Regions from separate parts of the Homo sapiens genome. Here regions 1 and 3 are each linked to region 2. Evidence: read pairs that join two places in POLR2A ChIA-PET (ENCODE). Cell type or tissue: GM12878. All regions are shown on one strand.

Region 1 (2,500 bases), 270 kb after region 2:
CTGAGGCGGGTGGATCACAAGGTCAGGAGATCGAGACCATCCTGGCTAACAGGGTGAAACCCCATCTCTACTAAAAATGCAAAAATTAGCCAGGCGTGATGGTGGGCGCCTGTAATCAGTTACTCAGGAGGCTGAGGCAGGAGAATCACTTGAACCCGGGAGGTGGAGGTTGCAGTGAGTTAAGATCGCACCATTGCACTCATAAGGGTATAAACTCATAAGGATATAAAGAAAGAAAATATTGTTGTATAGTTGTACAATGTGTGTTTTAAGCTACTCCAAAAGAGTTTAAAAGTTTAAAAAAATTAAAGTTTATAAAGTAAAAAAGTTACAATAAGCTAAGGTTAATTTATCATTAAAGAAAAATATTTTTGTATAAATTTCGTGTAACCTAAGTGTACAATGCTTATAAAGTCTATAGTAGTGTAATGTCCTAGGTCTTCACACTCACTCACCACTCACTCACTGACTCACCCAGAGCAACTTCCAGATCCATTTATTATAAATGCCCATTTATTATAAGCTCCATTTATTCTAAGTACCCTATGTAGTTGTACTATTTTTTATCTTTTATACTATATTTTTACTGTACCTTTTTTATGTTTAGATATGTTCAGACACACAAACATTTACCATGGTGTGATAGTTGCCTACATTATTCAGTACAGTAACATGCTGTACAGGCTTGTAGCGTAGGAGCAATAGGCTATCCCACATAGCCTAGGCCTGCAGTCAGGTATAACATAGAGTGTACTAGGTCTGTGTAAGTACACTCTATACTGTTCACATGATGACCAAATCACCCAATAATGCATTTCTCAGAGCATATCCCCATGGTTTAAGTGACACATGACTGTGTGTATATATATATGTAAATATATATACACATATAATATACATAATATACAGTATTTAATACATAAAACATTTATATATAACTTTTATGTGTACGTATAACCCACAAAATATGTATAAAACACATACATGTTTATATTTATGTATATATAAAATAATCCTTTTGGGCTTTGTCATTTATTGTCTATCTTATAGAAGTATGTTATATCTCAATATATTAAAAGTTTATGTAAATGGTTATTTATAAAAGAAGTTTAAGCTAAACCAGAAATTCATTTGTGCCTAGATATTTGTACTTCTTTAAATCTTGTTCCAGGTAATGTGTTCCTTTAAAGGCTGTATGTAAATGAAAATATTTACTATTTTTTTTTTTTTTTTTTTGAGATGAAGTCTCACTCTGTCGCCAATCTGTAGTGCAGTGGTGTGATCTCGGCTCACTGCAACCTCCGCCTCCTGGGTTCAAGTGATTCTCCTGCCTCAGCCTCCTGAGTAGCTGGGATTACAGGCGTGCGCCACCATGCCCGGCTAATTTTTGCATTTTTAGTAGAGATGGGGTTTCACCATGTTAGCCAGGATGGTCTCGATCTCCTGAACTCGTGATCCGCCCGCCTTGGCCTCCCAAAGTGCTGGGATTACAGGCATGAGCTACCACGCCTGGCCTTTTTTTTTTTTTTTTTTGAGATGGAGTCTTGCTTTGTCACCCAGACTAGAGTACAGTGGCGCTATCTTGGCTCACTGCAACCTCTGCCTCCCAGGTTCATGCAATTCTCCTGCCTCAGCCTCCCAAGTAGCTGGGATTACAGGTGCATGCCACCACGCCCGGCTAATTTTTGTATTTTTAGTAGAGACAGGGTTTCACCATGTTGGCCAGGCTGGTCTCGAACTTCTGACCTCAAGTGAACCACCTGCCTCGGCCTCCCAAATTGCTGGGATTACAGACGTGAGCCACCGTGCCCGGCCAATTTTTTTTTTTTTTTTTTACCTAAAATTTATTTGGTTAACGATGAAGACACAAACACACACAGTAGCCTAGGCCTACACAGGGTCAGGATCATTAATATCACTGTCTTCCACTTCCACATCTTTGTCCCACTGGAAGGTCTCTGCGGCAATTACATGCATGCAGCAGTCATCACCTATGATAACAATGCCTTCTTCTGGAATACCTCCTGAAGGACCTACCTGAGGCTGTTTTACAGTTAACATTTTTTTTAATAAATAGGAGTACACCATAAAATAATGATAAAAACTATAAGATAGTAAATACATAAACCATAGCTAAAGAACACTGAAAATTAAATAATGAAATAAATAAAACATAAACCAGTAACAGTCATTTATTACCATTACCCCAGTATTGTGTACTATATTTTATATGACTGGCAGGCAACACAGTACATTTGTTCACACCAACATCACCACAAACACGTGACTAATGCGTTACGCTATGACATTACGAAGGCTAAGAGTCGCTAGGTGATAGGAATTGTTTAGTTCCATTATAATCTTATGGGACCACCGTCATATATTCAGTCAGCTGCTGACTGAAACATCGTTACGTGGTGCATGACTGTGTGTATGTATACACACACATACATGTATATTTAATAGTCATTTTGGGCTTTCTCATTTTTTCAGTCCAAAT
Region 2 (2,500 bases):
TGGTGAAACCCTGTCTGTACCAAAAATACAAAAATTAGCCGGGCGCAGTGGCAGGCATCTGTAATCCCAGCTACTTGGGAGGCTGAGGCAGGAGAATCACTTGAACCCAGGAGGCGGAGGTTGCAGTGAGCCGAGATTGTGCCATTGCACGCTAGCCTGGGTGACGGAGTGAAACTCCAGCTCAAAAAAAAAAAAAAAAAAAAAAAAAAGAAGAGTGCAAGCACAGTTCTACTTGTTTCCATATCAAAACAGGCAACAAGACTGGACAATACAGATTTAAACACGAAAGAAAGGAAAAAGATTAAATGTCAGACGGTGGTTCCCAGGGAGGGACACCTTAGGCCATGCAGGTATTCTATACGTATTCTTTGCATCCACTCAACGTTTAATAAGAAATAACAATGAAATGTTAGAAGAAGGGAGAATTGCCTTATAGCCTTGGGGTTAGGCAAAGCTTTTATTTTTATCCCTGATTCAAAATCCTAAAGCCATTTAAAAAAAAAAAAAAAAAGCTCCTTCCTCTCCAAAAAAAAAAGAATCCCTTCTGCATGGCAAAAACACCGGAAATAAAGTCCTAAGAGACATACTCACTTGCAATTCTTATCACAGGCAAAGAGCTAATATGTAATGAGCTCCTACAAATCAGTCAGAAAAAGACTCAGCAGAAAATAGGCCAAAGGATTTGAAACACACACTTCACAGAGAAAGAAATCATTAATAGAAAAGCCTTACTCATAGGGAAAGATGCCCAACCTCCTTGTAAGAGAAATGCAAATTAATATGATCGTGAAAGACCATGTTTCACCTAGGATTGTCAAAAGTCTTACGAGATAACACACCTGTCTGTCGGCAAGACTGTGGGGGCGCTGAGCACTCCTCCCAGGTGGTGGAGGCGTCAACTGCTGAGTCGCCACTGGAGGGGGATTTGACGCTACTCAGCCCTGACCAGCAACCCCGCTTCTGGGAGTTTACCTGACATCCTAGCACGGTGCAAAACAAGGCGGGGACAAGGCTGTCGGCTGCAGGCTGTTTGGAACAGCAGAAGCTTGGAAACAACCCAAATGTCCCTCCTGAGGGGGCTGATTAAATAAAGAATAGCCCATCCATAAAACAGAATACAATGGAAAAAGAACCAGGAAGCTCTCTCTGCACACAAGTGGAAAGATCTCCAAGATACAGGAAGTGAAAAAGCAAAGCACAGAACAGTGTATATTCCACACTCTCATTTCAGTTTTCTTTAAAAAGGTGGGGAACTAAGTATCTGTGTTTGGCTCTAGCTACATAAAGAAACACTGAACAGAAACATGACTGTACAGGGCTAAGTGGGTCAGGGAGGAAGGGGTGGGGGACGCTTCACTGGATACTGTGTTATAAGTTGCAATTTCTTTCAACACCTTTATTGAGATGTAATTCAGATAACTCTCCAATTGAGTCACTCAAAGTGTGCGACTCACCGTTTTTAGTATATTCACAAGCTTGCGCAGCCATTACCACAATCAATTTTAGAACACAGGCCGGGCGCGGTGGCTCACGCCTGTAATCCCAGCACTTTGAGAGGCCGAGGCAGGCGGATCACAAGGTCAAGAGATCAAGACCATCCTGGCCAACATGGTGAAACCCCATCTCCATTAAAAGTACAAAAATTAGCTGGGCGTAGTGGCGCACGCCTGTAATCCCAGCTACTCGGCAGGCTGAGGCAGGAGAATTGCTTGAACCCAGGAGGCAGAGGTTGCAGTGAGCCGAGATTGTGCCACTGCACTCCAGCCTGGCGACAGAGCAAGACTCCATCTCAAAAAAAAAAAAAAAAAAATTAAAAATTAGAACACAGCATCTTCTTATCAGCTGATACCTTCGTATCAGCATCTGCTGTGGGTTCCGCATCTGCCGATTCAACCATGGATCAAAAATACGTGGGGGGAGAAAATAAAAAATAACAACACAACAATAAGAAATAGGTTGGGTGCAGTGATGCACAACTGTAGTACTACCACTTTGGGAGGCTGAGGAGGATTACTTGAGTCCAGCGGTTCGAGACCAGCCTAAGCAACATAGTGAGACCCTATCTCTACAAAAAATACAAATATTAGCCAGGCGTGGTAGCACGTGCCTGTGGTCCCAGCTACCTGGGAGGCTGAGGCAGGAGGACTGCTTGAACCTAGTAAGTCAAGGTTGCGGTGAGCTATGATCACACCACCACACTCCAGCCTGGGTGACAGAGCAAGACCATGTCTCAAAAATAAATAGGTAAATAATATAAAAATTAAAAATACAGTACAATAACTATTTACATAGCATTTACATTGTATTAGGTATTATAAGTGATCTAGAGATGATTTAAAGTATATGGAGAAGGCCAGGTGCCAGCATTTTGGGAGGCTGAGGCAGGCGGATCACCAGGCAAGGAGTTCCAGACCAGCCTGACCACCATGATGAAACCCCATCTCTACTAAAAATACAAAAATTAGCCAAGGTGCTCCCGTGGGAGCGCCTGTAATCCCAG
Region 3 (2,500 bases), 240 kb before region 2:
TGCAGCCTCTGTTTCCCAGGCTCAAGCGATCCTCCCACCTCAGCCTCCCAAGTAGCTGGGACTACAGGCGTACACCACCATGCCCAGCTAATTTTCGTGTTTTTTGTAGAGACAAGGTTTTGCCACATTGCCCAGACTGGATGGTGTATTTTGATGCACCAGTTTTAAAATTTTTATGAAGTTCAATTTGTTTATTTTTTGTTACTTGGATCTTAGGTGTCACATCCAAGAAATTACTGTAAACTCCAATGTCGTGAAGGTTTTGGACTAGGCATTTTTCTGAGTTTTATAGTTTTAACTTTTACATTTAGGTCTTTGAACAATTTTGAGTTAATTATTATTATTATTATTATCTTCGAGACAGAGTCTCGTTCTGTTGCTCAGGCTGGAGTGCAGTGACATGATCTCGGCTTACTACAACCTCCACTTCCCAGGTTCAAGCGATTCTCCTGCCTCAGCCTTCTGAGTAGCTGGGACTGCAGGCGCCTGCCACCATGCCCAGCTAATTTTTGTATTTTTAGTAGAGATGGGGTTTCGCCATGTTGGCCAGGTTACTCTCGAATTCCTGACCTCAGGTGATCTGCCTGCCTTGGCCTCCCAGAGTGTTGGAATTACAGGTGTGAGCCACTGCGCCTGGCCTTGAGTTAATTTTTGTATGTGGTGTTAAGTAGTGTCAACTTCATTTTTCACATACCATTGTTGAAATGACTGTCCTTCCCCATTGAATGTTCTTGACACCCTTGTCAAAAATCATTTGATGCCGCCGGGCACGGTGGCTCACACCTGTAATCCCAGCACTTTGGGAGGCCAAAGCAGGTGGATCACCTGAGGTCGGGAGTTTGAGACCAGCCTGACCAACATGGAGAAACCCTGTCTCTACTAAAGATACGAAATTAGCCGGGCGTGGTAGCGCATGCCTGTAACCCCAGCTACTCGGGAGGCTGAGGCAGGAGAATTGCTTGAACCCGGGAGGCGGAGGTTGCGGTGAGCGAGATGGCGCTATTGCACTCCAGCCTGGGCAACAAGAGCGAAACGCCGACTCAAAAAAAAGAAATCATTTGACTATGTATTTGAGGCAGGAGAATTGCTGGAGCCCAGGAGTTCAGTGCCACAGTGAGCTGTGATCACGCCACTGCACTCCAGCCCGGGTGGTGAGACGCTTTCTCAAAAAACGAGAGCAGAGGGTAGAGTGGAAGACAGAGCCAGGCAGTGGTCAGGTGTCTTCCCAGGTTCCATCTTAGCCCTCCCTTTCTTCCCCCACCACTCTCCTTATGCACCCACAGGTATTTGACAACACCCCAGCAGCCTTGGACGGCACAGTGGCAGCTGGCGATGAGATCACCGGTGTCAATGGCAGGTCAATCAAAGGGAAAACTAAGGTGGAGGTGGCGAAGATGATTCAGGAGGTGAAGGTAAGGGCTGCTGCAGAGCAGGTGTCCAGAGGCAGCAACACATGTTTCTGAGACCTCCAGGCTGCCAGAGGTCCCAGCAGGCCTGGAAGGGGGTATCAGCCCTCACCGCCCCCTTCCTTGTCATGTGCAGGGTCAGGGTCACACTCCAGCCTCCCTCATCCATCCCTCATTCATTCAATAAATACTAATCGTGCTCCAGGACTTGTGCTGAACCTTGGCAAGAGAGTGGGCAGCAAGACCACAAGGTCCCCATGAGCTCCCAGGGAGCTGACAGACTTGGAACCACCCCTCAGGCAAGCCCATGTGTCCCCAGTCAGTGCCAGAGCTGAAGCTAAAAGTCCAAGGTGATCCTCCCTGGGTCAGTAGACACCCAATAATGTCAGCCGGGTCACGCTGGGCCTGTGAGGGCTAGGAGGGAAAGAAGAGTGCCCTTTCCCCATCCTGTAGGAACTTTCGGTCCCACACAGCCTCCTGGGCTCATAGACACCCAGAGACCCCCCTCCCAGGCCAGCTGATCTTCTGCTCTACAGACCAGAGTCACACACTGCCTGCCCCGCTTTCCCCCACCCCTGCCGCTCCAGGACTGGAATGGCAGGCGGCATCCCGGCCTCTCCTGAAGCGAGCATGCAGCCCCTTTGCCATTTCCTAGCGAAGTGGCTGCTAGCTAGTCTCAGGAAACCAATACTGTGAAAGAACTGATGTGCAGGCAGTGCACAGCCATGGGGTGATTTGAAAGTCTCGGGGGCAAGGGTCCCCACTGTGAGTTCAGCTTGGCCAAGGGTGGCAGCTACCTCCCTCAGCCCCACTTCCATCCTCCGGGTTCTGGCACTCCTGATAGTCCGCCTTCCTGCCTTAACCCAGGCCAGCCGCTGCTCCATCCTCTCTCCCCTTTATCCTCCTGTCCTGCTCCTGAGTAGTCCGTGCTTCTCTCCTTCCTTGCTGTAGGAAGAGTCCCATCCTGCACATTCTCCTATTCCAGCCCCTTTAGCCATAGGACAAATCAGGGCCTGGGGCTGGGGCTCAGAGCTCTGTTGTAAAAAAAGGAAGCAGCAAGGTTCATTGAGACCCCACAGCTGCCACTCCACGTG

The links. Peaks named below come from ENCODE experiments on the same cell type or tissue, not always from the same donor. Only the 100,000 strongest peaks of a DNase experiment are listed, where the experiment ranks them.
Region 1: POLR2A ChIA-PET joins it to region 2 with 5 read pairs; 5 of 35 experiments call an interaction of 5 or more read pairs at or near these places.
Region 3: POLR2A ChIA-PET joins it to region 2 with 7 read pairs; 8 of 35 experiments call an interaction of 5 or more read pairs at or near these places.

What each region holds. Positions count from the first base shown.
Region 1 is chr22:38,575,944-38,578,443 of GRCh38, forward strand. FAM227A (family with sequence similarity 227 member A) reads right to left here. Exons shown (of 17, transcript NM_001013647.2): 17 at 2,175-2,500. Among named protein-coding and RNA genes, the nearest start is that of DMC1, 7.0 kb to the left of the region's middle. In GM12878, no CTCF peak of the experiment used is centred here; no DNase peak of the experiment used is centred here.
Region 2 is chr22:38,304,939-38,307,438 of GRCh38, forward strand. All of the region lies in intron 6 of TPTEP2-CSNK1E (TPTEP2-CSNK1E readthrough), which reads right to left. All of the region lies in intron 2 of CSNK1E (casein kinase 1 epsilon), which reads right to left. Among named protein-coding and RNA genes, the nearest start is that of CSNK1E, 11 kb to the right of the region's middle. RefSeq lists enhancers at 795-844, 945-1,194. In GM12878, a CTCF peak has its summit at 901; DNase peaks (open chromatin) are centred at 833 and 1,333; H3K4me3 peaks cover 496 bases; H3K27ac peaks cover 2,410 bases.
Region 3 is chr22:38,063,719-38,066,218 of GRCh38, forward strand. It overlaps PICK1 (protein interacting with PRKCA 1), which reads left to right. Exons shown (of 13, transcript NM_012407.4): 4 at 1,284-1,412. Among named protein-coding and RNA genes, the nearest start is that of PICK1, 7.6 kb to the left of the region's middle. In GM12878, no CTCF peak of the experiment used is centred here; no DNase peak of the experiment used is centred here.